Linked DNA regions of Mus musculus: regions 1 and 3 are each linked to region 2. A link is a loop called in an ENCODE intact Hi-C map of the cell type or tissue named here. Cell type or tissue: left cerebral cortex. All regions are shown on one strand. Links, peaks and the distances in the headings refer to the core of each region. The heading gives the core; the rest is flanking DNA. Region 1 has its middle 16 kb from the start of 9530036O11Rik. Region 2 holds the start of Mnx1 (motor neuron and pancreas homeobox 1). Region 3 holds the start of Gm35223 (a long non-coding RNA gene).

Region 1 (10,127 bases), core at 847-8,846, 1.0 Mb before region 2:
TCTCATCCACTCCTATTATCCGTAGGTTTGGTCTTCTCATTGTGTCCTGGATTTCCTGGATGTTTTGAGTTAGGATCTTTTTGCATTTTCCATTTTCTTTGATTGTTGTGCCGATGTTCTCTATGGAGTCTTCTGCACCTGAGATTCTCTCTTCCATCTCTTGTATTCTGTTGCTGATGCTGGCATCTATGGTTCCAGATTTCTTTCCTAGGGTTTCTATCTCCAGCGTCGCCTCACTTTGGGTTTTCTTTATTGTGTCTACTTCCCTTTTTAGGTCTAGTATGGTTTTGTTCATTTCCATCACCTGTTTGGATGTGTTTTCCTGTTTTTCTATAAGGACTTCTACTTGTTTGGTTGTGTTTTCCTGTTTTTCTTTAAGGACTTGTAACTCTTTAGCAGTGTTTTCCTGTTTTTCTTTAAGGACTTGTAACTCTTTAGCAGTGTTCTCCTGTATTTCTTTAAGTGAGTTATTGAATTCCTTCTTTATGTCCTCTACCATCATCATGAGATATGCTTTTAAATCCAGGTCTACCTTTTCAGGTGTGTTAGGGTGTCCTGGATTGGGCGAAGTGGGCGTTCTGGGTTCTGATGATGGTGAGTGGTCCTGGCTTCTGTTAGTAGGATTCTTACGTTTACCTTTCGCCATCTGGCAATCTCTGGAGTTAGTTGTTATAGTTTTCTTTGTTAAGAGATTGTTCCTCTGTTGATTTTGTTACCCTCTATCAGCAGGCGTGGAAGACAAGCTCTCTTCTCTGAGTTTCAGTGGTCAGAGCAGTCTCTGTAGGCAAGCTCTCCTCTTTCAGGGAAGGTGTACAGTTATCTGGTGTTTGGACCTCCTCCTGGCTGAAGGTGAAGGCCCAAAACAGGATCTTTCCCAGAAGCTGTGTTGCTTTGGCCAGGAAGGTGGCCAGTTGTCTGGAGTCGAAGATGTCGCCGCCTGAGAAGCTCTGTGGCTCTTGTCCGGAAGGAGGCCGGCCGTCTGGAGCTGAGGATGGCGCTGCCTCAGAAGCTCTGTGGCTCTTGCCGGGAAGGTGGCTGGTTGTCTGGAGCTGAAGATGGCGCCGCCCAGAAGCTCTGCGACTCTCGCCCGTCCCAGAAACGGCTGGCACTCTGTATTCCACACGGTCACCCGTGCAGCCTGCCCTCCGCGGAGTCCCGGAGCCAAGAAGGCTCCCGCCGGCGCCTGTGCCACAAACCTCTCAGGCCGGGCAGACCCCCGTGCTCTCACCAGGAAGGTGGCCGGCTGTCTGGAGCTGAAGATGGCGCCGCCCAGAAGCTCTGCGACTCTCGCCCGTCCCAGAAACGGCTGGCACTGTGTATTCCACACGGTCACCCGTGCAGCCTGCCCTCCGCGGAGTCCCGGAGCCAAGAAGGCTCCCGCCGGCGCCTGTGCCACAAACCTCTCAGGCCGGGCAGACCCCCGTGCTCTCACCAGGAAGGTGGCCGGCTGTCTGGAGCTGAAGATGGCGCCGCCCAGAAGCTCTGCGACTCTCGCCCGTCCCAGAAACGGCTGGCACTGTGTATTCCACACGGTCACCCGTGCAGCCTGCCCTCCGCGGAGTCCTGGAGCCAAGAAGGCTCCCGCCGGCGCCTGTGCCACAAACCTCTCAGGCCTGGCAGACCCCCGTGCTCTCACCAGGAAGGTGGCCGGCTCCTTTGTTATTCTTATAATTTAATTCTTTTAAAAGTGAGTCCCTTTGTATCACTGTGTCTCTGTCTGTGCATGTCTGTCTCTGACTCTGTCTGTCTGTGTCTCTCTGTCTCTCTTCCTCAGTTTGGGGGGAGGGGCATGCCCATGTCATGTCATGGTTGTAGAGGTTAGAGGACAACTTTGGGGGAGTTGGTTCTCTCCTACTATTTGGTTCCTGGAGGTGAAACTCAGGCTACCAGGCTTGGTGTAAATTACCTTTACTCTCTGAGCCATCTCTCTGGCCTCGAGACCTTGCTTGTTATTTTCTGAGGCAATAATATTGAAATTTGGCCAACAAATAGCTGTGTGTTTATTAGCTTCTGTGATGGTTTGTATATGTTTGGCCCAGGGAGTGGCACTATTAGGGGGTGTGGCCTTGTTGGAGTAGGTGTGTCACTGTGGGCATAGGGCTTAAGACCCTCCCTCTAGCTGCCTGGAAGTCAGTCTTTCACTAGCAGCCTTCAGATGAAGATATAGAACTCTCAGCTTCTGCACCATGCCTGCCTGGATGCTGCCATGCTCCCACCTTGATGATAATGGACTGAACCTCTGAACCCGTAAGCCAGCTCCAATTAAATGTTGTCTTTTATAAGATTTGTCTTGGTCCTGGTGCGTGTTCACAGCCATAGAACTCTAAGACAGCTTCTAAATGTCCCAAGTGAAAGGATGTGACTTTCAGGTTAGGCTAAGGTTAGGCTAACATGAGGCCTCTTGCACTGAGGGGCTAGCCAAGTTTTGAGTGCTGAGGAAAACTTCTGGAAGGAAATTGAAAGTGCTGCCCCACTGAGCACAGGAGTGACAAGAAAGCGAATCGCCCATGTTGCCAACTGTGGAGTCACATTGGAGAGCTTTCCTCCAGGCATTGCCTGACCTGTCAGGTGACAAAGCTGAAGAAGCTGAGAGAGTAGTCGGAAGTGACACTCAGTGGCATGCCTTCGGTGTAAACCATCTTTCATTGGATGAGGACTCTCCTGGGCACATCCATAGCTGAAGAGAAGCTAATGCCTGGCTTAAGAGAAAGAGCAGCAGACACTTGTCCAGGACCACCATGTTCCTTAGCAACCCTGTGTTCTGCCTGTGGGACAGCGAAGCCTAGAGGGCACACCCATCCCTGCTTACCACGTGACTAATGTGGCTACTGCTCAGACAAAAGCATATTCCTTCACAATGTTACTGTGGCACATTGACGTTTATTACAGCAATTGTACCCATCTGTTTTTAGGTGCATGCTGGGGATTCGAACTCTCATTCTCAGGCTTTCAGTGTAAACTGTTTTATCCACTGAACTATCTCCTCAGTCCAGGCTTGACTTTTTACATGGGCTCTGGAAATCCAAACTTGGATCTTCATACTTTTGTGGAAAACACCTTACTGATGAGCCATCTCCTTAGCCCCTGGAAGGAAGTCTCTTGAGACAGAATCTATCCCTGTGACAACCGAGGAGTCGGGGTGTCATGGAAACTTAGTTGAGAAGTGGTAACAGAGCTGGAGAGGATTACTTCAGTGTTGAAAGAAATGTTCTCAAACAACACTATAAACTGCAGGGGATGTTCATGAAGGGAAGAGTGGACAGGTGTGGCCCATTCCACTGTCATTAAGGCAAAAAGTCACCTTGACCACCCCAGCCTTCCACAGCCACCACTCTGATTAGTCAGGAGTCAGCAACAGCTATGAGTGCCAGAAGCAAGCACAATGCACAACTCAACAGGGCCAGATGGTTCTTGGCATTTTTTTTAGCAATAAGAATATATATATATATATAACACAAAGGTGCCACTACATAATACTGTATAATGCTACTACACATTTCATAGATACTAATGAGTGGTGTCTGACTCTACAGGCCTGCAAACCCAGCTGAGGGGATGAGGCAGGAAGATTACCAAGTTCAAGGCCTATCTACGCTACAGAGTGAATTCAAGACTATAGGAGGCCACTGGAAAAAAATCTTATTTCAAAATAAAAAGTGTCAGAAGATTGTTCCCCCACTGCACTGTCAGGTCCTGATGTAGTTTGTTACCCAAGCACAGAGTGTCAAAGGCAGGGGAGCTGTGCATATATACAATGCATGTTTGGTCTGTATGAGGCTTGGTGGTGACAGATTCCAGCATAAAGCAGGCATTCATTATATCTTTTTCTTTCAATAAAAGTTTGTTAAAACAGAGGGGGTGGCTTGAGAGAGATGGTTCAGCCGTTAAGAGCACTGACTGCTCTTCCAGAAGATTCAGGTTCGACTCCCAGTACCCACAAAAGGGTCCCCAACTGTCTGTAGTTCAAGTTCTAGAGGCTATGAATCCCCTCCTTGGGTACTACATGCGTGCGGTGTACAGGCATGCATGCGGGTACAAGACTCTTACACATACAACAACAATCACAAAGAAGAAAGGAAAGGAGGCTGACCCTTGCTCCCAGAACACAAGAGCTTTGCTGGCATGCTGGTGCTAGAGTGCCCGCCTGTGACTGCAGATGTGCTAGGACATCCTGAATACCACAGGACAGGAGCTCCTGCTGTCTCGGCAGCCTTGACAGCATCTTGACTACATCTTTCCTGGAGTAGATCCTGCTTTGCTCTCCAACCAGGGCTGGGCCTCCTCAGGGGCATTCTGGATTCAACAGCCCAGGTTCCTGGCTGGCTTTCCTTCATTTCTTTACCTCCTGGCCTCTCCTGACTTTCAAAATGCTTTCTGCAGGAGCTTGAAAGAGTAAGATGGCAGCCCCTCCTCTACTCTCTATATCCCACCCGTGTTGATAACACTGGCTACCCACACAAGTTCCTGCCCTCACTGATGTGTCCCAGGTTCTCTTAGCTTAACACTGGCAGCTTGATGTTGAAGGTCTGTTGTGGCTGGGACTGTCACTAGTGGGCAAGGTGAGGTGTGGGTCTCATCCATGGTACCAGGTATATGTTCCCTATGGCCTCTGTAACTGTGCCCTTTGTGCCCATATGCTCTTCTGTTAACATGAAGGCAAGGCTCAGGGGCTCATTTGTCTCGGGGGGAAATGCTTCACTGGAGTATGAGTATGGAGTATGAGCACAGATGTACTAGTTTGGTCCCCCATGAATGCCTGCAGTGGTTCTAGTTGTGTGGGCATCTCTGCCCTCCACCTTTGGTCAGCAGGCCACTTCCATTTCTAGATTACATCTTTCCTTGCTTGTCTTCATGGCTAGCATGACCTTTTACCTCTCCATGTTCCTTCTCCAGTGGCCCTGCCCACTGTGGGCAGCACCATTCCTTAGGACAGTGGTACTGGGATGTATGTGAAAGCTAGATAAGCATGAGGCCATGAGCAAGGTAGCAAGCAGTGTTCCTCTGTGGGGCTCGCTGACTGTGGGGCTATGAGCTGAAATAAACCCCTTTTTCCCTGAGTTGCTTTTGGCTATGTTTTTTTTTCTTTTAAATCACAGCAACAGAATGAAACTAGAACAGTGCCAGACTCCTTCCAGACCTTCCCTTTCTTTCCCTCAGGTCTCAACCATCTGCTATCCAATTTATCTCAATGAGCCCTGGACCCACCACTCCTCAGATGGTTGGACAGATGAGGACCCACATGTCCACTGCTACAGAGTAGGGCCAGTGCAGTGCTCCTAATTTGGCTTTTCTTTTTAATTTTATTATTATTATTATTTATATGTGTAAGTATCTGTGCAGTGCCTGCTCCTAAGCCATCTGGTTGGGTCCACAAGTCTTTTTCCCAACATGGCCACCAGAGGGCGCTCGGCCTCCACGCAGGGAAGAATGCTGTGCTTGGGTCTTTTCTACCTAGCTACCAGGCAGGGCTGGACCATAGAGAATTCACAGCTGCTAGAAAATGACAGGGGATTGGGGAGTTCACCAAGGCAGGACACCCCCTCACTCATGCCTCATGTTTATGCGACAGATGGGAGTCATAAACTAGAGAGGATATGTATAGGCGTGAGTACCAGACTCAGGGCCAATCTGGTTCAGAAACAACGGTAACTCAATCTCTGGGTGCAACAACTAAAACCTAATCTACCTTTTTCACTTCTGGCCAAAAGCGAGCTGGAGTTGCCCAGCATCCCCCCAGAGCTGCCTTTGTGGTGCCTATCTCTGCAAGTGTTGATGGTGCTATTAGGGCTAATAGCAGCTGACCACGAACTTTGACCTGGTAGATTTGGAGGTTCCTAGAAGTCACAGATGGAGGATACCTGGGGTTGACCTCTATATACACATGCACACACATACACCATGAACACAAAACCAAACACATACAGAATCATATTACACACACACACACACACAAATTGGCTTGCAGGGCACGAGACAGAGACTGGACTTTCAGGGGCCCACTATTGTCAGAAATGGGACTATCTTTCACTAGAATTCACAGGGCTGAATGCAATGCCCTCCTGCCCAAGAGCCAAAGAGGGCCTCAGAGGATATTTGGTGCATAGCAGGGACAGTCCTGTGTGTATGTATGTGGATGCCAAATTAAACGCTAGGTTTCCTTCTCCGTTCTCCATGTGTGCCTTACGAACCTCTGAGTCTATTTGTTCCGAGGATGTGAACTGCTCAGGAGATTGCTTTCATGTTTCTGGGTCCTAGTCCCCTGCCTAGCTGTTTTGTTTGCCCTCCTTGCCAGAGATAGGTGGCATAGGACAGCTGTCACCTGGAGTCCCATGGATTGGGCATACAGGGAATCAACATGGGCCTGGGCGTTGACAGTCCTCTCAAGGATCTGGGTTAGCATGTAGGCTGTGAGGATCTAAAAACCAGCTCTTGTACTGTGCTAAGAGCCCCTGGAAGGATTTTCCCAGCTAGAATGAGGCTGAATCAGGGGAGAGGAACACTTCTCTGCAGGAGCTAGATGCACGTCGTCACCTTGCACACAAGACTGCACTGAGAAATCAATTGTGGTTGGGGGCAGCTTTTCTTTGATTTTTGTTGTATTATCATTTCTTTGACTACAGATTTCTCGGTCTGCTCAGGCTAAACCAGTGTCTTGTCTGGAGACATGGCTCTGCTGCTAAACTCTGGACTGGACATGGTGGTTAGCTTCATGCCAGAGCCAGGTCTCCTTCCAGGCCTCAGCACTTTTAATGTGGTAAAATGTGTATTGGTAGTGAATTTTCTGCTTGAGAGTCAAGCTCTAGGAGAAAGAACTATTTCTCTCCCAATCCCAGATTCCTATTTTGGGGTGAAGGTGGGGGCTCTGGGCAGGGCTGTTCTCTCTGACCAGGTACATCTTTGATTGACATTCAGCTTTGCAGTTTGCCCCCCAAAGAGTGGGGTGGCTTCCCACTGCCGTGCTCACAAACCCTGTGAGGCATTCTCTGGCTCGTAGGGAGGGGGGCATTGTGTACAAGCCCTGTGGATTCTAGTGAAAGATCCTCTACTGATGAGAGCAGGCCCCGCAGTTCCAGCCCCCAAGTCATTTTTTGTTTTTAAATAATTGATTAATCTATCATTTTGTGTATGTATGTGTTGCAGGAAATATTAAAAACGAAACAGCACATTCCCACACTTGCACTGCCAACTCTGCCCTGGTGGCCTGACTGGCTGTGCACTGGCAGCTAATGGCCAACTTGTTTTATTTCCTGGAGACTCTTTGGCCTGAAGCTCCCAAATGTCTCTACCCAGCTTGCTAAGCATGTCTCCCCATGCCTCAAAAGCTCCATGGCCTTTGTGGTGCACCTCAGGCAAACTCACACATTTTGCCGCCTGTACCTTTCTCTCTTGAACCCAGATGAGCCCCCGTGTGAAGGAAAACGCAACACCAACTTAGTTCAGAAACAACGGTAACTCAATCTCTGGGTGCAACAACTAAAACCTAATCTTGTAAGCCCTATTAAAATCTGATTCCTCTGGTGGCAAATCCTTGTGGATCCTCCATGATACTGGGAAACTCTAGCAGCTACATCTTATACTTATGCTGTCCCTGTCCAAAAGGCTTAACTCTCTTCTGCTTCCTCTCTTCCTTCATCCAAACCAGAAGTCCCGCCTACTTGCCCAGTGATTGGCTCCTTTATTCATTAGGGATTGATTCACCAGAAGCCAATGAGTTCACGACCCATTCCTGAGTCCAGACAGCCTCTCCTGGGAGAGCAGAATTAACATAAAAATACAAGCAGCACAGTGCCATCCACAGCATTCGTGTGTTAGTTTCTGTGTTCACAGTGTGTGGGTGAGCATGTGGAGCTCAAGGTCAATGTCAGATGTCCTTTATCTGTTCTCCTTATTCTTTAAGACTGGGTCTCCTGCTGAACTGGAGCACACTGATCTGGCCATGTTAGTTGGCCAGAAAGCCCTGGATTCTCTTGTCTTCCTTTCCCCAGTGTTGGGATCACAGAAAAGTGCTGCTCCATCAGGCCTTTTATGTGGGTACGGGGAACAAGCTTGACTCCTCAAATTTGTGTCATAAGCACTTTGCTGACCAGACCACATCCCCAGCCGTGGTTGGGAATCCTACAAAGACTAGAAATAGCCTTGTCCACAGCAAAGCTGTGTGTGTGTTTGTGTGTGTGTGTGTGTGTGTGTGTGTGTATGTGGCTCCAGAGGCCTAATGATCTCTGCTGTAACCACTAGGTCTGTCACACAGGTAGGAAGGAAGCCATGGGCAAGATGTCGTGAATGTGTCTGCTGTGTCCAGTGAAAGTTTACTGATGGCTACTCAGCTCCAAGTTTCATGGAGTTCTCAGGTGCTGTGAATATTATCGTTTAGATTCTTTGTTTCAGACATTTACAGGTACTAAGAACAATGTCAGCTTATAAGTTATGTGTAAATAGGCCTTGGACTAGATTTGTTCCACGGTCATAGCTTGCTCTCTACCTTTGAACATATACTCAGCAGAGTGCTTGGAAAGTCAATACCCAAGAAGTGAATTGTGATCTGTTTCTATGAAGTCACATGTGGGCCACATTCCTGGGTACCCAGAGAGAAGGTGCCTGGGTTTCCTGGATCTTAGGGAGCCCCATAGGCTGAGTATAGCCAGCTTCTTTGTGCCCGCATGAGTCCCTGGCAGGGGCTTCGGTGTTTTCTGGCCAAGTCTTGTAGCCACCGAGCATCCTTTCCATGTGTGCCCAACATTTCCCATGGAGTGTGACACTGATGACATTGAGACCCCACCAGGGGAGGACCTCTCTGCCACCCTGTCAGCTGCTGGGTCACATGTCTTCCTGCACAGGAAAAATGATCACAACCTGACTCAATCCACCCATTGAGAGAGTGACATCCACCCTCTCAATGGAAACTTCCCTTCTCATACACAGCTTACTCTCACGAAGGGACGTGAAGGTTCTCGACAGCACAAGATAGAAATTTTGTCACATAACCAACAGTTCAGGAAGTCTCTGTGATTTCTTAACTTATGCAACCCATATAGCACAAAGATACCAGTTTTGAGAACATTATGATGCAGTTGTTGGTTTTTTTTTTTTATAAGAACAGATTAAAAACTTGGGTATGAGAAGATGGCAGTAAGTACCATAATATATTTTGCACAATTTCTTGATACTACCAATTCTGAGGAGATATGTGGGTGCCCTGCTAAGGCTCAGCGGCCTGTATTTTCTTTGGGGTCTTTGTCACACCTATGTAATACCTTTCTTTCATGCCTATAGAAAGATCCTACAAGGGGCTGGTGAGATGGCTCAGTGGGTAAGAGCACCTGACTGCTCTTCCGAAGGTTTGAAGTTCAAATCCCAGCAACCACATGGTGGCTCACAACCATCCGTAACAAGATCTGACGCCCTCTTCTGGAGTGTCTGAAGACAGCTACAGTGTACTTACATATAATAAATAAATCTTAAAAAAAAAAAAAAAAAGAAAGAAAGATCCTACAAAGAAGGACAGAGGGACCCTGGAAGATGGGCAGCAGGGCTGTGCCACCTGGCCCCTCCAGAAACAGGGACTGCTTGGAGTTGTGTATTCTATGGTGTCCTTGTTTCAAGAATTCCTCTCAGGCCATGGCAAACTGTTGAGCTGGGTGGGCATCCAGTTCTTGCCTCTGCCCAAGTGCTGCATGGGTAACTGATTACATTGTTAGGCACAGTCGAAGCTGTTGGTGTGCACAGTCGTTCCAGTTTGTCTGTCAGAATGGACAAAAGAAGAGCAATGGCCAATTCCACGAGACATCGGAAATACCAGCTACGAATCTGCTTCTGAGTCCTATGAGACCAAAGAAAAATCTTTTGCAGAGAAATCCCAAGGCCTGCTGCTGCCAAGCATGTTGGCCTTGTGGAAGCCGTGGAGGACAGATCTCCGACCCAAGGCTATTGTAGTGGGGACAGCCTCCTGGGAAAACCTCTGTCACCAAGAAGCTCCTCAGGGCTGCAGACACCCTCAAAGGTCTCCTTGGAGGTCAGGCTTGCCAAGCAGTTAGAAGGTTCACTTAGTGCTGCTTCTTAAACCAGGGCCAGTCTCTGCTTTGGCCCTATCTGCCCAGAGACCCCTCCATCTGCTCAAAGCTTCTCAGATG
Region 2 (10,127 bases), core at 1,467-9,466:
TCCATTTGCAATTCTGAATTTTACTCTTTGCTGATAATCACGAAATAGACATCACCCCACAACCAAGACAGTCAGATCTCACAAGATTTGCATTTTCTGGGTTCGCGAAGATAAGCTAGAGGCAGAGCACTTACTCAGCTTGCACAAGGCCCTGGGTTCAGTCCCCCTCCTTCCAAAATTAAAGGTGTTTCTCCCCCCCCCTCACTCTCATCTAGTAAAAAAACCAATTTATTTTACATTCCATCTCCACCCTGGGGGATGGGAAAGCTAAATAATAATTTAGCATGCATAAGTAGACATTTCTTTCTTTATATATAAATACAATATACAAAAATACACTACCATTCTGAGATTTTTTTCAGCAATCTGAATGCTCATGACATAACACCTCACTCCACTACCGCCCCCCCCCCATACATAGGCATAACACCTTTTTCCTCCCTCTGTTTTAAATTTTCAGCAGAATGGTTGTCTCCAAAGGAGGGTTCAAGTTTCTAGGTCACTTAACACTGTTTTTTCCTTTCTCCGACGAAGGAAGAGTCAGGCAGGAGCCACTCCTAGAAAGGGTAGGTTCTCCCAGATACCTCTGGCCAACATCACCCGAAATTAAATGTATAAGAACGAAAAGCTCACATTGGAGCTCCTCTCTCATTCTCTCTTGCTGTCCCCTCGAGGTCCCAAAAAGGATCCGCAGCCCAGCCTGCACTTGGATGCATGGTTCGGGGAGAGGCTGTCAGCCTGGCTGCAGGCCATAGGATGGGATTGTAAACTCCCCCAAGCCCCGCAGCCCCCCAGGTAGCCATCTTTCGCATCCCTGCTTCCGCCCTGGAGGCAACTACTGGGGCAGAGGTTGGTGTCCAGGCCCGCCTAGTCTTGGAGGAGGCGAGTCGTCCTCAGATGAGCAGTCGGATGAGGCAGCATGGGCACCGGCACCATTGCTGTACGGGAAGTTGTCCTCTTCTTCATCATCCTCGTCCTCATCAGGGTCACTGTCCCGCAAGTCCCGCAGGCGACGGCCGCTTGCCTTGTCCCCCGAAACCGGAGGCCCCATCAGCTCCTCTTCCGTCTTCTCCTCACTGCCGCCTTTGCCGGTGCCCCCGCCGCCGCCCTTCTGCTTCTCCGCCTCCTGCGCAGCCTGCTCTTTGGCCTTTTTGCTGCGTTTCCATTTCATTCGGCGGTTCTGGAACCAAATCTTCACCTGCAGGCATAATCTGGCGTGAGAAACTGGCCACCCGCATCCCCACGAATCCAGAGGGTGAGAGCGTACAAGCATTCGGGACCCCTGCTCCTTGGCCTACCCTCGCCCTAGAAGAGGTTTCGCTAGAGGACTAAGACTGACTGGCAGCGGCGTCTCCACGTCTTCGCCCCTTAAATCTACTCTATTTAACAATAACGCCATGGGTGTAGTGTCCCTAACTCCCCAACTGGGCGCGTTTTAATACCCTCGGTCTACCGAGGCACCAAGGCAGCTCGCAATGTCACCAAACTCTCAAGTCTGCACCTTTCTAGAAAAATAACTTCTTTGAATGTGGCCGGAGGGACACCTCCAGAATAGCTTGTTAAATACAGATTCTCAGCCTGCTCCCCAACTTAACTGAATCAAACCTCCAGAGCATCCTAGAACCTCACGCTGAAAATCAATACCCAACGTAAAGATAAAGAAACTAGGGCTCAGTGTCCCAAATCAGCACCCGCCTTCAGGGTGGTCGGGCGCGCGCGCACCTGAGTCTCGGTGAGCATGAGCGAGGTAGCCACCTCAAAACGCTTGGGTCGAGACAGGTACTTGTTGAGCTTGAACTGGTGTTCCAGCTCCAACAGCTGCTGGCTGGTGAAGGCCGTGCGAGGCCTTCGGCACTTCCCCAAGAGGTTCGACTGCGCCTGGGCTGGGGACAGAAAGGGCAAGAGGCTTCTGTAAATTTGTCCACTGAGGGCGAGGTAGTGTTCCACCCGTCGCTGCCCTTTTCCCTCCCGTGATCCAACCTCCAGAGCCCACCCTCCAGACGCTTCAGCCTCAGTGCCCACTCCCTATGGCCCACATCTCAGACATGAAGTGGAAGTGGCGAGCTCATCTCATTTGAGAAAAAAGGGCCTGTTGCCTCCGCTCAGTGGCCACCCGAATGAACAGGAGGAGGGTTGGTCTAAAGGCTTGGGTAGCTAAACTGGACTAGCAAGCATAGAGACCAGGTCGCTCCCATTCTCATGGAAGGCTTTCTCCCACCTCAAGCTGGAAAAGAACCCATCCTCTTGGTTCCACCACGATCTTAAAGCAGAAGAGACAGGGGGCGTGGGCGCAGGAACGGTGGGGGAGGGAGAAAAGGAAGGATAGGGACTGAAGCTAGAGTCTAAATAGGCATTCATCTGCGTGTCTTCACGTCTCTGTTGACAAACTCTCCCCTCCTAGTGCTAAGGCCAAAGGCTGAGGACTGGAAGCCTATTGGGACGATTCTCATTACTCAAATTAAAGGTTGAGCTGTGAGTAGATCTGGCTTTCTGTGTGTTCCGGGAGATCTGTCCAGCTTTATTTACATAATTTCGCACAGTTACATCACAGAGAATTTTATGACCTCAAAATGAAACTTCCCTTGATTTCCCAGGAGTGCGAAAAGTGTTAGACAATAAAAGAAAGAAAGCAAGGGAAAGAAAGAGGCCAGCCCCTGGCTGGGATGAGCTCAGGCTCCCCTGGGATGGGTAATTTGCTTTATAGGAAGGTCCACGCCCCCTGCTTTAGTTAAACAAGGCTACAAATTCCCAGCTTGACAATACATTAGAACTCTAATTAAAACGCTGTCTTGGAAGGGATCATTTGGGAAATGCCATCCAGTAGAAACAACCAATTAAAGAAAACCAAGCTAGTTTTCCCAGGGGAGAGGGAAGTCCCAGGAACAGAACATATTCAGCCACCCTCCGCTGCATTCCTTAGTGTCCATTGGGATCTGGGGCTTGGCTTTCTTTTCCTAATGTAGACCTGGCCATACTTTAAATGCCCACACCATGAGACATCATGGGCTGGATATTCTGGCAAAGGGATCCCACTTACATGGATTTTGATTGATCCTGGGCTCCACAAAAACATCCCTTTTCTCCCAGAGACCACTTGTGTAGCCAGTAAACCCAGAGCTATGGAGGCCTGTTGTTGACCACTGGTCAGCTCTTCTCAGGACCACTATGCTTCTCAGGCCTGGAAAGTCCAGCCATAGTGGACATCTGAAACCTGGGTTCCTCAGCCAGGCACAGATCCTGCCTAGGACTTAGTGAATAGGAATGATTTCAGAGATGTCTGAGCTGCAGTCCAACTGAGGTTAAAGGGAGCCTTTCCTCTTTGCTGAGATCAACAAGGCTAGTCTTCTTGGAGCCAAGCTGGGAAAAACCTGGGTGGCTGCGAGCAAACAAGTGCGCAGGCTGTGATTCTCTCACCACCTTGCTACTTCTGCGGTTCTCTGGGGCCCCAGCTTTCTCTGTTTAGTCATGACCACCGCTTCCAGCAGAGGAATCTGAATTCTGGCAAATGTTTATTTCTGTTTTCTTTTTTGCTTTTTTTCTCCCTCCAGTGCCTGCATCTTCCCAGTCTAAACAAACCCACTCAGACGGAAACAATGGGGTCTCTTTGTTTGGGTGTTGAGTGGCTGACAGGAGAAAGCCATATACATCTTCTGGTCCATCCATTCAGGAAAGGCAGCTTGCCCCTATCCAAGTCAGGCACAGAGCAGAAATCAGAGCCAGGGTGCCCTACACAGACGCTGCATGTGCCAGGGAAGTCGGAAATGTCCCCCCTCCCGCAAGGTTGTCCCTATTGGGTAACAGAGAGGATGCAGAAGACTGGACCTTTGTGCCCTCACCTTGGACAGGAACTCCCCAAGGTGTTGAGCACCTGAAGTTCCCAGCCAGGCACTTTCTATTTATAGACCCGGTGACCTTATATTCAAACAGACCAGTTCGACATCATTTGGAGGGACGCCCACCCTCACCAACACACACACACACACACACACACACACACACACACACAGAGAGAGAGAGAGAGACAGAGACAGAGACAGAGACAGAGACAGACAGAGACAGACAGAGAGACAGAGACATGCAAATGTCTTGCCCTTCAAAGGAAGGCAGAGTCCTTACAAGGGCCACGGAAGAGCTACTTCTGGACCCAGTGATGTGTCTCTTCATAGCCTATAATGGAACCTCTGACAAAGTTCATTTTCTCAAGATAAGTCCCCGGTTTCAGCGACCCCCAAAACCTGCCCTAATCGAGGCTAGCCTTTCCGCGCACTTCCTTGTCCAGCTTGCAGGTTATTCTTTAGGTTTTAGCCTCACACCTCCAACCTCCCCTGTCTGTTAAGAGAGATAGAGAGGCCAAGGCCTGCTTGTGGCCATCTTAATAATTTGAGGCTCCTTTCATTCTGTGCGGCCCACGAGAGGCCTCACAGGCCCAGGAATGAGCCACAGAGGCTTCGATGCTCTTCCACAGCTCGCTAGGAGGTGAGAGCAAAAGGAAGGGGGTGCGAGAGAGGAGGATGCGCGTGAGAACTGTCCGGGTGCGGCGCAGGTACTCACAGCTGAAGTCCGGCATCTTGGGCAGGATCATGCCCGCAGTAGACGCGCGCAGCCACTGGTCCAGTTGGAAGGTGCTGGCACCCAGCTTGATGGGGTCGGCAGGGTGCGCAGGGTGCGCGCCCTGCACCTGAGGGTATGAGTAGGAAAGCGCCGGGTGCTGGCCAGCTAGCGCGGCCGCTGCAGCTGCTGCCGAATAACTGTAGACCGGGTGTCCATAGAGAGCCGCCTGTGCAGGGAGGCCCGCGCCGCCCTGTGCGCCCCCCGGGTGCAGCCCCAGTGCCAGGCCACCGGCAGCCGCGGCAGCGGCAGCGGCAGCCGCGGCGGCTGCTGCACCAGGGTGCGCGTGGTGGTGGGGAGTGCCCGGCCCACCCGCCGCGCCGCCGCCTCCTCCGGCGCCCAGGAATCCGGGCTTGGGCAGCAGCGCGCAGTGTGCAGCCAGCAAGCGTGGGGGCGACGGGCTCTCAGCTCTCAGCCGGTCACCGGGCGCTGCAGTGGCCTCCGAGGATGCGGGACTGCAGCTACGGCTCGCCCCGCTACTGGTCCCCCCGCCGCCGCTGCCGCCGCGGCCGGGACCAGATACTGTAGTCGCGAGGGAAGTGACCAAGGCCAGAGGCGCGCTCTGCGTGGAGGCGGCTCGCGGGGGATCCACGGCCAGCAGGGCGTCGATGCGGAAATTTTTGGATTTTTCCATCGGCTCGATTGGAGCTGACAATCAGGGTCCAAGGGTGGGCGATGCAGTCGTGTGCGGGCTTACGGAGACTGAGCGTGGCGGTGGCCAGCCTTGGGGCCGGTATTGTTACTGCGATTTTTTGCCAATAAAGTCGCAGCCGGAAACTCAGCTGAGAGCGACCATCGTCCAGGCGCCTCCTCTTTGCGGTCCTCGTGGGGACCGCGCTCCACTCACTGGTATGAACTTCCACCGGAGCGCTCCTGCGAGTTTGTGTTGGGGAGACCGGCTCTCTGCTCTCAAGAGCTCAAGCGACCGCATCGAGGCCACTGGTGCCTTGGTGGGGACCCGCGCCCCTCCGCACACTTGAAGCTCAGGGCGGTCTGGGATTGGCGCGCTCAGCGGGGGCCCGAGGAGGGCTGTCTGCCCGGCGATTGGCCGAGGGGCTCACCTGTCACGGTCCAATTAGCCTGACGCCCCGCCCCTGCGCCCCCAGGTCCTAAGCAGCCGGTGGTGAACAGCGTAGGTGGCCGGAGGAGGCAGGTTGGAGAGTTTGGAGGCTGAACACAAGCTTACTGCTTCCTTGCTGCTGGGAGAGTGGTGAGCGCCAGTAACCCTGGGTCCCAGTGAGTGCCCCCCGAGTCCCTTTGACACCTTGTTCCTCCAGAGGCGGACGCCTTATCTTCCTCCAGCTACTCGCGCTCCCTTGAGGGAGTTGTGGAATGTTCTGCACTGAGGAACTAGGTGGGTCCTCACCCCTGAAGTCCACTAGGTACCCAAAACGGGACCCTGAGCTTAGTACACTGAAGACTGTTCGGTTTCCCAAAATCTCTCGCGTTCCTGAGTGTTGATTGCTTCAAGATGGTTTGCGTCCCTGTCATTAACCCTCAGCAGGTCGAACCTTCTTATCTGCCCCTCCCCCAAAAGTATCATGCGCCGCAAATGTTTGTTTGTAGGGTTTCGGTGTGTATAAATACGGTATTAGAGGTTGAAGCCTACAAATCTTCAGTCAGAGTGGAGAGAGAGCAGTTTTCCAACTCAGAGATGCACATTGACTTGAAGGTCGTTTGCACAGGTGCCACTGAGCCGGACCTAGGTGAGAACCAAGTTCTATTAGAGCCTTGCCTTGTGGGGGTGTAGGAAAAAGGCTTTGCGGGAATTGGCCGAGGACTGCTCCCTCGGACTGAGCCAGTTCGCAGGCTAAGGGAGCCACTATCAGGCTCTCGCCTCCTCCTGCCGGCCGAGTTCAGGAAAATCAAGAAAGGGCTTCCAGAGACCGTATTAAAGTGTGAATCCAGACCTCAGCCTGCGCACATATCAAATATTTACTGTAAACACGCTTCCGGGGGCTTTTTTTTTTTAATGTAACGAATCAATAAGTAGTTTGAGAAATCAAGCTTTCTCGCTAGCTCCATTCTCGGGTATCTTCCCCAAACACGAGGGGAAAGTGGGAGGGAGTTCCAGGTCTCTGGATCGCGGCTTCCCAACCAGGTGAGAGGTTAATAAAAGATCGGAAATGGCCCAGGGAAGGCCAGGAGGCTAGGACAATCCTTGTTGGGTGAATTTAAAAGTAGCAGGCAAAGCTGTTTCAAGAGGGATTGGGGGTGGGGGGTAACGATAAATATAAGTAAGGACTATATTTTCCCTGTCAACAAGTTTTGTTTAGGAGAGATTTAACGCAGTGATTCTGTTGGGATGAGTGAGTAGGTTTTTTGTTTTTGTTGTTTTTGTTTTGTTTTTGTTTTTGATTTTGGAGACAGGGTTTCTCTGTCTAGCCCTGGCTGTCTTGGAACTCACTCTGTAGACCAGGCTGGCCTCGAACTCAGAAATCCTCCTGCCTCTGCCTCCCAAGTGCTGGGATTAAAGGTGTGCGCCACCATGCTCGGCTGAGTGGAGTTTTTATTATGACAGGGTGGTCCTGGCTGGAAAATCTGGAACCCAGCGGGGAACATCTTGGAGTAAGTTGTGCACAGCTTTGCAAAGGCCTCCAGCTAGTCTGAAAATAGTACAAGCACATAGCTCTTGTCTTTAGGTGCTGTCTCTTTGGGGTGATGAAAATGCAGCTCTGCCTTTTAGAGGGTTAAAGGAACACTTGTGTTCCATGAGTGGTTCCCTGCCAGTTCTCCTATCTTGGAAGCCCAATTAAGGCAAGTAAGGATGCTGGGATGCCCTACCCCCATCCCCAGGATTCAGTCTTGACCCCATTGCATTTACAGAAACTTGTGTTTAAGGCCCATGGGCCTTTTCCAGATGAGAGTCCCAAAGAAGAAAGAGAACCTAACCATGGTGAGGCAAGTCTCTAATCCCAGCACTCAGGAGGCAGAGGCAGGTGGGGTCTGTGAGTTCTAGGCCAGCCTAGTCTACAGAGCCAGTTCCAGGACAGCAACCAAAAATGCTACACAGAGATACCCTGTCTTGAAAAAAACAACAACAAAACAAACAAAGGAGAAGAAGGAGGAAAAAAAGGGTGGCTGCAGATGAGATTTTCCTGGGGTGGACCTCATGGACCCGAATCATCTCTAAACTACACAACCAGGGTTGTTTTTGGTGATGATACAGTATTAGGTCTACTGAGTTTAGGCACAGGTTTCCTTAGTAAAGTCATCCGAGAAGAGGAATTCATTTCCTGTTTGTTGTGTAGGGGATGTGATCCAAAAGCTTCTAAATCCCTTTCAAACCCTTCCCACTTCGTCTGGTGTTTGACCATCCACCAGGCTAACCCACACCAGTCCCCACCACCTGTGGGCTGAGTGAGGTTGTATCAAGAGCCCCTTCAGCGAAGGGGAAATTTGCATATCAGACTTGATGGATATATTTCTTTGTTTGACAAAGTGGGGGTTGGGCCAAAAAGACTCTGAAGTCAAAGGGCTTGAATATGATCATATATTCTGCTTCGGTTTGAGCGGGAACTTGTATCCTGAGAGGTGGGAGTTGGGAGAGAGACTGGGAGTCGTCTGGAACTGGGATCTTTGTGTGTTTTACGAGTGGAGTGAGCATGCTGCGTCTCTTCCTGTTCCCAGCGTCTATTGACCCAGCCCAGCTGGCTCTGGGGCAGCCTGGGACTGAGCTGGGGGTTTACTACGGTACCCTTGAGAGATCAAAGGTCTGGTCCCAGAAGCATGCCTATTCTTTTTTTTTTTTTTATTAGATATTTTCTTTATTTACATTTCAAATGTTATCCCCTTTCCTAGTTTCCCCTCCCCAAATCCCCTATCCCCTCTCCCCTCCCTCTGCTCCCCAACCCACCTGTTCCCATTCCTGGTCCTGGCAAAAAAAAATAAGGAATGCTTCACAAATTTGCATGTCATCCTTGCGCAGGGGCCATGCTAATCTTCTCTGTATCGGTTCAGTTTTAGTATAGGTGCTGCCGAAGTGAGCACAGCATTCCCATTGTTGTGCCTCAAGGTAGCTCCCTTCTCCAGAAGCCCCAGGGGCCAAATGAGGCTCTTGGAGGGCAGAGAGGAAGACCTCTCCTACCCAAAAGAGGCTGGAATTTAAGGCCCGGTGTACATTTAATCATCTGGCTCCCAGTCATTTTTTTCTCTGCGTCTAGCCAGGATCCCTCTTTTGGGTCTTGCATTAAGTTACTGAATATAACTTGTGATTGAGCCTCCTCTCATTACTGAGAAAGGTGTGTTGATTTATACAAATAACCACAAGGAAATAAGATGTTGGGGTGGGGAGTATAGTGGTTCCACAGTTCAGTGCTTAAGAGTGAGTGCAGCTCTTGAGGAGGACCCAAGTTGGGTTCCCACCACTCACACTCACAACCACCTCCAACTCCAGCTACAGGAAATCGGATTCCCTCTTATGGCCTCTTTGGGTACGTGCATTCCCATAAATAGACACAAACATACACACAATGCAAACATAAAAAGAAAACTTACAAAGATGTTATAATCTACAAGTTTTACCCCTGACATTATACAAGAACTCAGAACAAAACCTACATGCACCCATATTCACAGGTCAGGTCAGCATTGATTCTATAACTGATCACCTACAAACACATCCCTTTCTGTGGAATGCAGCAGGTACAATATATAATAGCCATTAACAAAAAGGCCAAGAGCCTGGAGGTATGGCTAGGAGACTGGATGGAAGGCAGCATTCCCTGCATCTCCCTCCACACACCTGCCATTTGTCTGGCTGTTTCCAAAACTTAAAACAAGCAACCCCCTGCCCACAGCAGCCTCATGGAGAAAGGTTCATGAAGACTGACTTCTCAGCCCTTTTGAACTCCATGAGAGTTAACTCACATCAACATTTTGAGGCGGGGCTGGTGAGATGGCTCAGTGGGTTAGAGCACCCTACTGCTCTTCCGAAGGTCCAGAGTTCAAATCCCAGCAACCACATGGTGGCTCACAACCATCTGTAACGAGATCTGACTCCCTCTTCTGGTGTGTCTGAAGACAGCTACAATGTACTTACATATAATAAATAAATAAATCTTTAAAAAAAAAAACATTTTAAGGCTTCCCTTCAGGAAAATGAGCCTGGAGGATGTAGTGAGGCCAGTGAGGTCCAGGACACAAGCCCACAGGGGTGGTGATGGTGGTATTTTTCAGAGGCTGAATAAGTACTCAGGAGGACAGAAAGCAAGCAGGAAGTGTGAATGCTGGACCTGGAAGGTCATAGACCAACTTCCTTCAAGTCAGACTGAAATCAGTGCTTGGAATGTCTCTGGGGACATAACCCGTCCACCCACCCCAGCCTGAGGACACACAGAATCCAATGGGGAGCCTGGGGTCACAGGGAGGTGAGATCAGGAGAAGGGATGTCTGATGAGTCCCCCCCCACACACACACACTCATTACAGCCCCTTCAGAGCCCAAAAGTACCATCAGCTCCTTTATTACCATCCTTTGATCTACCACCCTTTTCTCAGACCTCCATCCCCAGTTCAGCT
Region 3 (10,127 bases), core at 1,240-9,239, 1.4 Mb before region 2:
CATTCCAACCCTCTGAATACAACTCATTTATTTATGTTTTTAATGTAGTGAATGGGCAGCTAAATGAATTGCGATTTGTATTTTTATGGTTAATTTGAAATCTCGCTCTTGTTGGCTAATCCTGTTAGTTAATGGCAAAACAGAGAGAAACTGTTGCCCTTGTCGAGATTCTAACAGGCATTTGATGTTAAATTACAATTGGCCAGAACAAAAGAAGAAGCCGGATTTCTTGGCCCAGCGGCCTGGAGACCAGATGAAAAGATCCCATAGCCCACTCAATCCTCACCACGATGCCCATCCACCTCGAATTGGTAAGGCCCATTCGGGCACCCCAGCCCAGCTTGTGAAGGTCCCTGGTGCTCAGCCTTAAAGGGGTGCAGAGCTTTTCTGAGACCAGGGGCAGAGAGGCAAGCCTCCCCATCCTTTTCCAGTCCTTCCTTTGGGAAGCCATCTGGGGAGTAAGATGTCCCTTCTTATTCCTGGACCCCAGATTCCCGCTAGCCAAGGAGACCGTTGTGGTGTATCCAGACCATGCTAGCGGGTTTAGGAAGATGGTGGGGACATCCCTGTATCTCCATATGAGCCTGTAAGCTGCGAAAGGAGCAGCGGGCTCTTTCAGCTACCTGTGCATGGAAAGGAGGGTTCCCGTTCGCTAGGCGCGCAAGTGAGAGGCAGAACGGGAGTGTGCGCCAAGGTGTGTTTGCTTGTTGTCGCCGGTGCAGTGTTTCTTGTCCCTAGCGCCAGCTTCGCGCCATCCCAGTGAGTTTGATTGAAATGCGACCTCAGGAAAGTGTGGAACCGGGAAGAGGGTGCTAGGCGGGAGGGAAGAGGGACGGAACCTGGAGAAAACCGGGAAGGACCGGCCAAAAGTCACCGCAGCGGCTCTGCGAGCTGCTTGGGGACTGCTATTTTGAAATGCGGCGACTGCCACTCCGGGGCGCAGGATACCAGGGTCAAGTGTCACTTCCTCTGGCGGTCAATCTCCAATATTCCTTGTAATGTTTTTAAATGGACGAATTCATTACTTGGGGACGTGTGAATGGAGAGTGTTGGAGAGCCGGCTTGATCAATAGCGTCTACTGATGGTTCATTTTTCACTGCGGAGCGAGGATCGCGGAGCTGAAGAAAGACCTAATCAATAACGCGCACCACGGACTGGAAAAGGTCATTTAGGGAAGGTGGAAAAGTTCAGGCTCCCGGTGGGCGAAGCCTAATCGCCCCCTTGGTTTTCCCTGCGACTCCCTCTACCGTTGTCCTTCTAGCACACTGCCACCAAGAGCTGGCTGCTTAAGGTCAGGTTCAAACATGCTATCCGGACAAGCCCACGCCCAGTGTCCACACTACTCCTGCGAAAACACAGGTGGATTCACCTAAAGGCCACACCTGAGCTTTTAGCAGTTTAGGGGAGAGTCATACGAACACACACACACACACACACACACACACACACACACACACACACACACACACACACACACACACACACACACACACACACACACACACACACACACACACACACACACACACACACACACACACACACACACACACACACACACACACACACACACACACACACACACACACACACACACAGGTCTTCGTAGTGTCCTGAATGAGTGCACAGGTGAATCGGTGATTGGGAAGATTGGCCAGCCAGCCCCGCTGTTGTTAACAGAAAAGGTCAAGTAAAATTAAAAGGGAAAATACCTCCAATATCCCTTGCTGTCTTGCCAATAGCCCCCTGGGTCTCCAGTAGGCAAGACTGGGCACATGAAAGGCTTGCCAGGAGCCCTCAAAGGAGGTTATTTCAAGTGGTCCAGCAAATGCAATATCCAGAGAGGGCAGGCAGTCTTAGCTGGAAATTGAAAGCTGGTTCCTGAGCCCTAATCAGAGGGGGCGGGGGGGGGGGGTGAGAGAGAGAGAGAGAGAGAGAGAGAGAGAGAGAGAGAGAGAGAAAGCATATGCTATCTACAGATTAACAAGGCTGAAGGACTTGCCTCGTGACTGGCCACATTCCTGAATTTGTTGGAAAGAAATAACCTACACACCATACCTGGCTACCTCAGCATGAGAAGGCTTTTCCTTCCAATTTTGCTGCTTGACCAAATGGAATGGTTGTTGCTCTGGTTGCATATAGTATAGCTATTGTCTCATCTCTCTCTCTCTCTCTCTCTCTCTCTCTCTCTCTCTGCTCTACAGATGCCCACAGTGTGTGGCCTTCTGGGGATTTTGAGAGCTATATGGGGCTCTGAGGAGCAGCAGGCACCATCTGAAAGGTGTGTTCAGCCAAAAGCACATATCACGAGTGTGTCTCTGTGTGTGTGAGTATAAGTTTGAGTGTGTGTAAAAGTGTGGATGTGTGCATGGGTGTGTGCGAGTGCACGGTGGTACTTTCTATGCCTCTTCAAGGAACAGAGACCAGGCTTCCTTTTGGCAGGAAAGCTACTCTAGATCTTCGGAATCACTGGCAGCCCTAGCCCCATACCCCATCTTTGCTTCCTCTGAGACAGGATAAAATGGAGAAGAAATATTGCCATTTAGTCAAAACCCAACTATTGACCTGGTTGTTCTGGATGCTGCCATCTTGCTTGGTCACCTTCTAGGTTGGCACTCCATGTAGGGTGTGTTCAGATGTGCCCAAATCTGCAATATTCACGAGACAGGCTTGACTTCAGCAGCAGGATTCACACTGTTTTGCACTGCAGAAAGTGTTTCCTTGGTGCCTGATCAGGTGGAGCATGGCAGAGATGTGATTCTCTATGTGTGTGTGTGTGTGTGTGTGTGTGTGTGTGTGTGTGTGGTGTGTGTGTGTGTGTGTGTGTGTGTGTGTAGGTTGAAATTGGTGGGGGGGGGGAGGAGGTCAATTTGCTAGTTTTGAAAGGTTCATTGAAATATGTTAATAAGATAAAATGAAAATCGTTTGCAAATTAGACCTTAAACTTTCTCACAAAAATTCATCTTTTAAAGAACAACCATTAATGGGCTTCTGTTACCAATATTTTCTATAGAGCATTTTTTTACCTGATTTGTTCTAATCGAGCTTCATGAGTGATATGTTCCTATTCAAGTGTAGCACTTTTTTTTTTTATTTACACATTTTGACATTTCTCCTGGGAGTATAGTGTGTCAGGACAAGAGGCAAGTGCCCGCCCGTTTTAGGAGCAGGTTCTTATAACAACAGCCCCATTCCTAGGAGCCTCACTCAAGCAGAAAGAATCCGTTTCTGTTCGTTAACATTTTTTGAGCCAGAAAATTAAAAACAAATATTTAACTTCCCAATTTGGAATTCAGGTGGGCATTGACGGCTAAACTTTTGCAATGCATACTCAATGAACTAAACACAATCTTTACTAGCCAAATAAAACTCCGTTCCCATGGTTCAAAAACAAGTTAGAATACGCCAAAGAATGGATAAAATTCATGGAGAATGTCCATGGTGGGTGCTGACATGTTTGAACTTGGCCAAGAGACAGCTTTTGGACACTGCTCGATTCAGAGGCATTGATACATCTAATAAAGCTATATTTAGAACAGATAAGTGCTAAATAAACATGGACACTGACAAACTTATGGCTTTCATTTTTTTCTCTTCCAACGCAGCTTTTACAGTTCACCACAACCATGGTGGAATGACAAAGCTTCCTGAGAATGCTCTTATATGGGGCTCTCCACCTGACCACCACTTCCCCTGTGCAGGATGCCAGTTGGAAGCAGGAATTGAATCCACCAGAGTCCATCCATTGTTGTGAGCTCCTGGTTCTGGTGCTATATTCTTGTCAGTTCTCTTATTTCTCCAGTATTTCTCCTATATCTCGTCAGCACACAATTAACATCTCTGATAGTTCTCTCCCCAACAAAAAATAAATCTGTAAAATTTATCTCTAGATAAATCTCTAGAGCCAGGTACCTGAGGTTCAAGGCTGATAAGGAGCTCGGATTCCTGAATTTGGCATCCACTGAGCAGCACCTCCAGCTATCAGCTTCTCAACCAGCGAGGTCCCTGCAGAAGCATCCTCAGCTGAGTCCAGAACCTGATTTCCACTGATCATTCAAATATGGGTCCTTGTGTCATGACTACTGAACTGGAAGCTGCTAGTACCCAGGTCGATAAAGGCACAAATCCAATGGTCTTGTTAGCCGTGTCTGTGAGTTGGGCATGGGAAAGCACTCGAGCGCACACACACACACACACACACACACACACACACACACACACACACACAGGTCCAGATCAGTAAAGTAAGGCAGGAAAGTTCAAGTTCAGATAAGAGGAGCAATCCATGTATGGGTTACCCTCTCCAGCTACTCAGGCCCAGCAGCTGGAACACCAGAGCCTTCCTTTTCCAGAGAGTCCATAGCTTAAAGGTCAGGAAGAGATAGAAAAGACAGGCCTTTTTAAAGCCTTTGGAAACAACTAACTTTTAAATGAGCCTCTACTATGTAACCAGAATAGAGTTTAGACCAAAGAGGTCCTGGTCTCATCCTATTTCCTAGAAGATAACAGAGCCTAGAGCTCTGAGCCTTAGCAATATACTAAATTATCGATTAGTTTTTAAAGAGGCACCCAACCATGAATTAGCAACCCACACCATTAAAATGTGGGATCAGCAATATTTGGTTTTGCAGAGCCCATTACTTCTTACACACACACACACACACACACACACACACACACACGTCTATATTAAATATGGAAAAGAAAAAGAAATTGGAAAGAGAAACAAAATATTTGGCTCTCTCTCTCTCTCTCTCTCTCTCTCTCTCTCTCACTAACAAAATTGTTATTAACACTTTTCTCAAATCACCCAGAGAAAGCCACAGGAATGTTCTGCCCAGGAATCCTGCAGCTTCTCTTTGCCGGGCAAAGAAACACAGGCAAAACCACACTCAGTTCAAACAAACCTGTGTCTCCCACAGCAAGGAGACCGGCTGTCTGGGATCTGACAACCCTGAAGACCCTGTCTGTTGCAGCTTCCCGGGAATCTGACAGTCTTGGGGTGGGGGGTGGGGGGATCACCTATCTACATTTACAGAAAAAGACACTGAGTCTGAAAGCTAAAAGGGAATCCTCCTGCCTCTCACTTTCTCAGCAGTTCCTCAGAAGGGGAAACTTTGATCAACCTGCATTTTCTTCTCCTGTGGAGCTGAGCTTCCCACAGACCCACATTCCACTCCCAACCAGAAAGGCAAAAACATTCCATTTTAGAATGGGTTTTGTCCCTTTAGTTTTCAGCCTAGAGAAAACCTTCAGAAAGCCACAGACAGACTTGATAGCTTCCAAATGCTTTCCGAAACGTCCTTGGCTACTCGGGGAGCTAGCTACAGCCCTCTGCCCCGAAAGTTAATTGCAAACTTAAACGATTATAAATTCTCTCTTGCCTCGCCCCAAAGACATTGTGTTAATTTATAACACGCGCAAGAGCCTGATTAACAAACCCAGACTAAATTTACATGTGGCAGAAAGCAACAGATTTAGTTTTAAAATAATAAACGAAGCAGATTTTTGCCAATTCTTCTCTCCCGAGGTTTGATGATCTATGATCCCTGCTCATAAGTTTTTAAACACCCGACTCTGCCTGGATATTTTTTTAAAAAAATGAATCGATTTGTAGTCCTAGCTGCGTTTGCCTGTGGGGAAGGCGGCCGCGTTTGCAGACACCTCAGCAGCGGGAGCGGGGTGTCCTTCTATCAAAGAGTCGCCAGGGGGCAAGAAGCGTTAACAAAGGCTGCGCTTGGCGCACTTCCTTTATCTACCCGTGCGTGTCACACCGTACAGGGCGAGATGTCATTTTGCAAGGTTATAGTCTCCAATCCCACACAGCCTTCTGGCTCATCATTTACCTCTTGGGCACAAACAAACAGCCTCTTTAAATAAAACCAGAGAAGGGAAGCAGATACCTGTGTACAATTAAAATCACAAAAGCAAGCCAGAGCGTACTGAACCTTGCTGGTAATCCGACTTACCTTGCTCGTACTTCGGCCTAATCCTATTTTCTCCTCTCTCTACAATGAATCTGCAAGGCCACGTTTTTTCCTGTTCTTCCAGAGGGTAGTTACCTAGGTGGTTGGGCTGAGGGGTGCTGACCCCCAAAGTGAAGAGATGCTCGGTGGGCAGGCTTCCTGTCTGCCGGGCCTGGAGGTCCCAGTGCAGAGGCTGCTGTGCCAGACAGAAAGCAAACGAAATCACTCAAGGGAAACTTGGCTGGAGACAAAACACATTCAATTTCCTGACGACCTCGCTTTCTCTACCGAATTATTTGCTTTTACAAAGACACATTAAACAAATTAAACACCATCACCACCACCCCCAAAAGGAGTTCTCTGGCTCAGAAAATAGCTTCGCTTAAAAAGGGCGGGCATAGTAATAATAAGAAGAAATGAAAGAAAACAACACGTCAGGTCGTTAAAAGAAACTCTTTTTGACACCTCAAATCCTGGCAAATTTGTAACGTCATCCTTCGTACGCAGCTCAAACAATGGGACCCTGTGCTAATGTCAGCGACAGTCCAGAAAGCTAGCACACAGCTTATGTGGGAATATTTTCACACCTTCTCCTTCCAAACCTCAGCCCCCCCCCCCCCCCACCTCTCTCCCGGGGCTGATCCAGGTTTCAGCCTGGCCCCTCCAGATAAGTCTGGAAAAGGAGATTTGTTCTGAGGTGGGTGGGGTGAGGCGCGGCGCACAGCGGGGAAGGAGCCAAATATTGCTACCTTTGTATTTTAGGGTTTTATTTCTTTACTATCCCCCCCTCAGCTCTCACCTCCCAGTATCGTTTCTCTTTGAAATGTCATGAACTTGGCGCTTTCAGACCAAACCTCCGGGCTCAGGCCTGAGACAATGGGATTGTCAGAGGGCCAGCGCCAGCTTTTTCTGCGTGTTCACAGAGCGTTAAGCCTTTATCCCACGAAATGGCTCCGTGTGACCAGGTCAGACAAAAGCCAACCTCTGTCTTCCTCTCTGAGGGGACCTGGGCTGAGCCCCGTGTACTGAGTGGTGCTGCTCTGGGGAGGGGCTAAAGGCCGCTGAGCCGGGTCCCTGGCGCAGTAGCCTGAGCAGGGCAAGGCTGCCGGTCTGCCTTCTTTCACCCAGACTCGGTGGACAATTGTTTCGGAGCTCCTGGCTCCAGTGTCTCTCCCCTAAGGCCGGTGCACTTGGTCCATTCAAACCGGCAAAGGGTGCACTCGCGCTACTCTGTAGCCTCTGTCCCGGGGATACACTTCTCCAGCATCTGACCTTCTCCACCCGCATGCCCCGAGGCCATAGGTCCTGGGTGTGTTGGGCATGGTGGGGTGGGTGAACCATGGTGCTTGTGTGGACCACTAACACCACACACAGGAACCATGAGCTTGTCTGTGTGTGCACGGGTGGTTTCAGTGTGCCTGTGGAAGGGGCTGGACGAGTTGGCTGAAGGATGAACCTGTTTTGGACTCCCATGGATCTTACTGGGACTTCGGGAGTGTGGGTCCCGCGCGGTGAGTGACTGGGGCTCTCAACAGCTCTCTTCTACAAGCTCTCAGTTGAGTGGCAAGGGCAGGGACCAGAGCGTGTGTGAAGTGTGGTCTGTGCATAGGGTGGGGCACTGGGGTCCCACTGCAGCATCAGGGACTGCACTGGCCAGGCCTTTGGGCATTGCACCTTCTAAGTGCAAAGTAGACAACAAGGGCAGGAACAAAATGGAGGAGGTTGCTCACAAACTCTAAAGGATGGGGACCCTAACAAGGGGAAATAGGATATTTCTTCCAGGCTGCTCCGAATTGAAATCCCTATAGGGAGGGAAGAAGATGGTGACCCTGGAATATTTACAAAGACAACAGGGTTCCCTAACTAAGGCAGACTAAGGTTTCACTGAGAGCTGCCCAGGATTTTGAGTTGGGGGTGAGGAAGGAGTTGATTGCCTGGGAGGCCAGGCTCCTCAGTTTGCACTTTCTTTCCTGCCTTGTGCAGGTTAGAGCTAGAAGGACAGACAGAGCTAGAAGGACAGACAGTACCTGAGCTTGTCTAGTTCTCACACCAGGAGGAGGAGGGTGGGGGGAGAGCAGGACTCCTGCTCCTGCACCCTAGCTTCCCAGAGTAGGTCCTGCAACTTGTGAGGTCAGTTGGCTTCCTCCTTTGCAGGTGGGAAAGCTCTTCTCTACTCTGAGCAACCAACCCTTAGCTCCAGGCTGCATGAGCTGTTTCCCCCCCCCCCCCCCCCGACACACAGGAGGGCACCTAACTAGTAGCCTGCATGGCTCTTTGGCTGAGAGTTGATGACCTAGCTGAGGAGCTACCAACAACAACTGGCTAGTCCCTTGTCAGAAAGACCCAGGAACCAGCTTTCCTCAAAGCTTTAAGGTAGAAGCACCCAGGGACCCTGAGGTTACCTGGTGATGTTGACTTCACCCTGGCAAGGGAGGCTAGGGGCTCTATTGTTTTTAAGTGTTCAAAAACCATGGACGCAGAGTTTTTTTTTTTTTTTTTTTTTTTTTTTTTTGCCTTGTACCTGGCCATCTGTGCTATGTTGGGCAGCCAGTGCCCTCTACTCTTTTGTGAGACCCTGGTCACTGTCCCCCTGTTGCTCCTCCCTCTTCCTATGTCCAGGGTAGGACTTCTGGCACCTCCAGGATCCTTACAGACAGTCTGCAGGAGCTACAAACCAGCCTTGCCTTCTCCATGCCAATGGCATGCTCTACAGACCATACTTCTTGTTTCTCTGTTCCCTGGTAGATGGAGCCTCCCACAGCCTCAGGCTGTAGGTGCTTTAGAGGAAAGTAAGGCTTTCCTGGCCAGGTTACTTCCCAATCATAAAGGATTCACCAATGAATTAAGCCTTTTGCCTAGGAATTGCCAAGATTTAACATAGGGAAGCAGAGATTCAGAAACCCCTTTCTAATCTCCATTCCATGGGCAGGGAACAGGAAAGCAGTTTGGTCACAATATGTAAGGAAAAATGTAGATTAAGTCCCAGACAGATGATCTCCGATCCAGAGCACACTCAAGTTTCTAGCAGGTGTGTGCTGGGTCCAGGTGCTGCTTCAATGCCTTAAGTCACAGGCAGACTTCGGGCTGTGGGCAGCCTGCTGAGGCACAATCGGAACAGCACATCCTTGCCTCCCAAAGACTTGGCTGGGCTTTCATGGCTTCTGTGGCCTTGGTTGCTATTTCTTCCCCTTCTAGAATCTTCGTGCTCAGGGCTCACCCTGATGAAAACAGACAATGATGGAACTGTTTAGGGATAATGAGCCTGGTTTTGTGTAGCAGCTGAATATGAATGTATAGGGATCCATGACCATTGCAACTAGTAGGCAGCAAGTACTCTGAGCCAGGTGCTGCTCCACACACTTGCAAACACACCTCTGATTTTATCATGCACCAGTGAGGGAGATGCCAGGTGCTGCTCCACTCCGCGACAGGGATGAGAATCACCTAGGAGGTGCACCCAGGACTCCGGGACGTCTGTGAGGGTTTCTAGAGGTGTAACTGAGGAGAGAAGCCACTCCCTGAATGTGGGCAGCACCATCCCAGGGCAGAGGCCTGAGCAGAATCAAAAGGAGAAACACAGTGGATCCTCAGCACCCTTGCGTTGACCATAGATGGAGTATGGCCAGCTGGCTCACACTGCTGCCACCTTCCTGCCCATGATGGGGGAGCTAGAATAAACCCTTCTTCCCCAAGTTGCTTCTCATGTATCTTCTTTTATTCTTGAGCATATCATACATGCATACAATTAAATATGATCATATCTGTCTCCATTTCATCCCTTTCAACTGTCCCCACTCTGGGTGAGGAGTTACCTCCACGAGCACAGGTGATTCAAGAGGTAAGGGGGCCTTAAAAATTCTGTAAGTTTCAAAAACTTCCTGAGACTTTTGAGTTGTGTTCATTTTCTGAGTCTAGGAAAATTCATTTACTTTTTGAGTCTTATATGGTTCCTCCTTCTTGAAGGAGGGAAAAGTCCCTTTCTGAGAAATAGCAACAAAAGGGATATACTCCTCTACCCAAATTAAGAGCCCCGTGGAAGCCACATACAGTCCACGCTGCTGGACTAGGAGCAGGACTAGGTGAGCCCTAGTCTGGCAGGGAAGTTTAAACCAGCTTCTTTAAGAGCTTGTTAGCTCCAGGCACTTGGCATTTCTTGTCTG

The links. A loop is a pair of places that touch in the nucleus more often than their neighbours do. Peaks named below come from ENCODE experiments on the same cell type or tissue, not always from the same donor. Only the 100,000 strongest peaks of a DNase experiment are listed, where the experiment ranks them.
Region 1: a loop joins it to region 2, with 3 times the contacts of the local background. A loop is called at or near these places in 5 of 42 quality-filtered maps.
Region 3: it touches region 2 in a loop (4-fold over the local background); 4 of 42 quality-filtered maps call a loop at or near these places.

Annotation. Positions count from the first base shown.
Region 1 is chr5:28,445,979-28,456,105 of GRCm38, forward strand. No RefSeq gene overlaps it. Among named protein-coding and RNA genes, the nearest start is that of 9530036O11Rik, 16 kb to the right of the region's middle. In left cerebral cortex, for the core only: a CTCF peak has its summit at 5,405 (motif pointing right); a DNase peak (open chromatin) is centred at 5,413.
Region 2 is chr5:29,473,034-29,483,160 of GRCm38, forward strand. Mnx1 (motor neuron and pancreas homeobox 1) reads right to left here and starts at 5,437. Exons shown (of 3, transcript NM_019944.2): 1 at 4,552-5,437; 2 at 1,723-1,883; 3 at 790-1,198. The coding sequence starts at 5,242. The coding sequence ends at 836. It overlaps Gm24538 (a small nuclear RNA gene), which reads right to left and starts at 8,598; the gene lies at 8,492-8,598. In left cerebral cortex, for the core only: a CTCF peak has its summit at 6,459; a DNase peak (open chromatin) is centred at 6,400; H3K4me3 peaks cover 222 bases.
Region 3 is chr5:28,117,522-28,127,648 of GRCm38, forward strand. It overlaps Gm35223 (a long non-coding RNA gene), which reads right to left and starts at 6,394. Exons shown (of 3, transcript XR_880905.2): 1 at 5,971-6,394. It overlaps Gm35055 (a long non-coding RNA gene), which reads left to right. Exons shown (of 3, transcript XR_389791.3): 1 at 1-311; 2 at 2,206-2,282; 3 at 3,607-4,131. In left cerebral cortex, for the core only: a CTCF peak has its summit at 5,695; DNase peaks (open chromatin) are centred at 5,289, 5,794 and 5,956.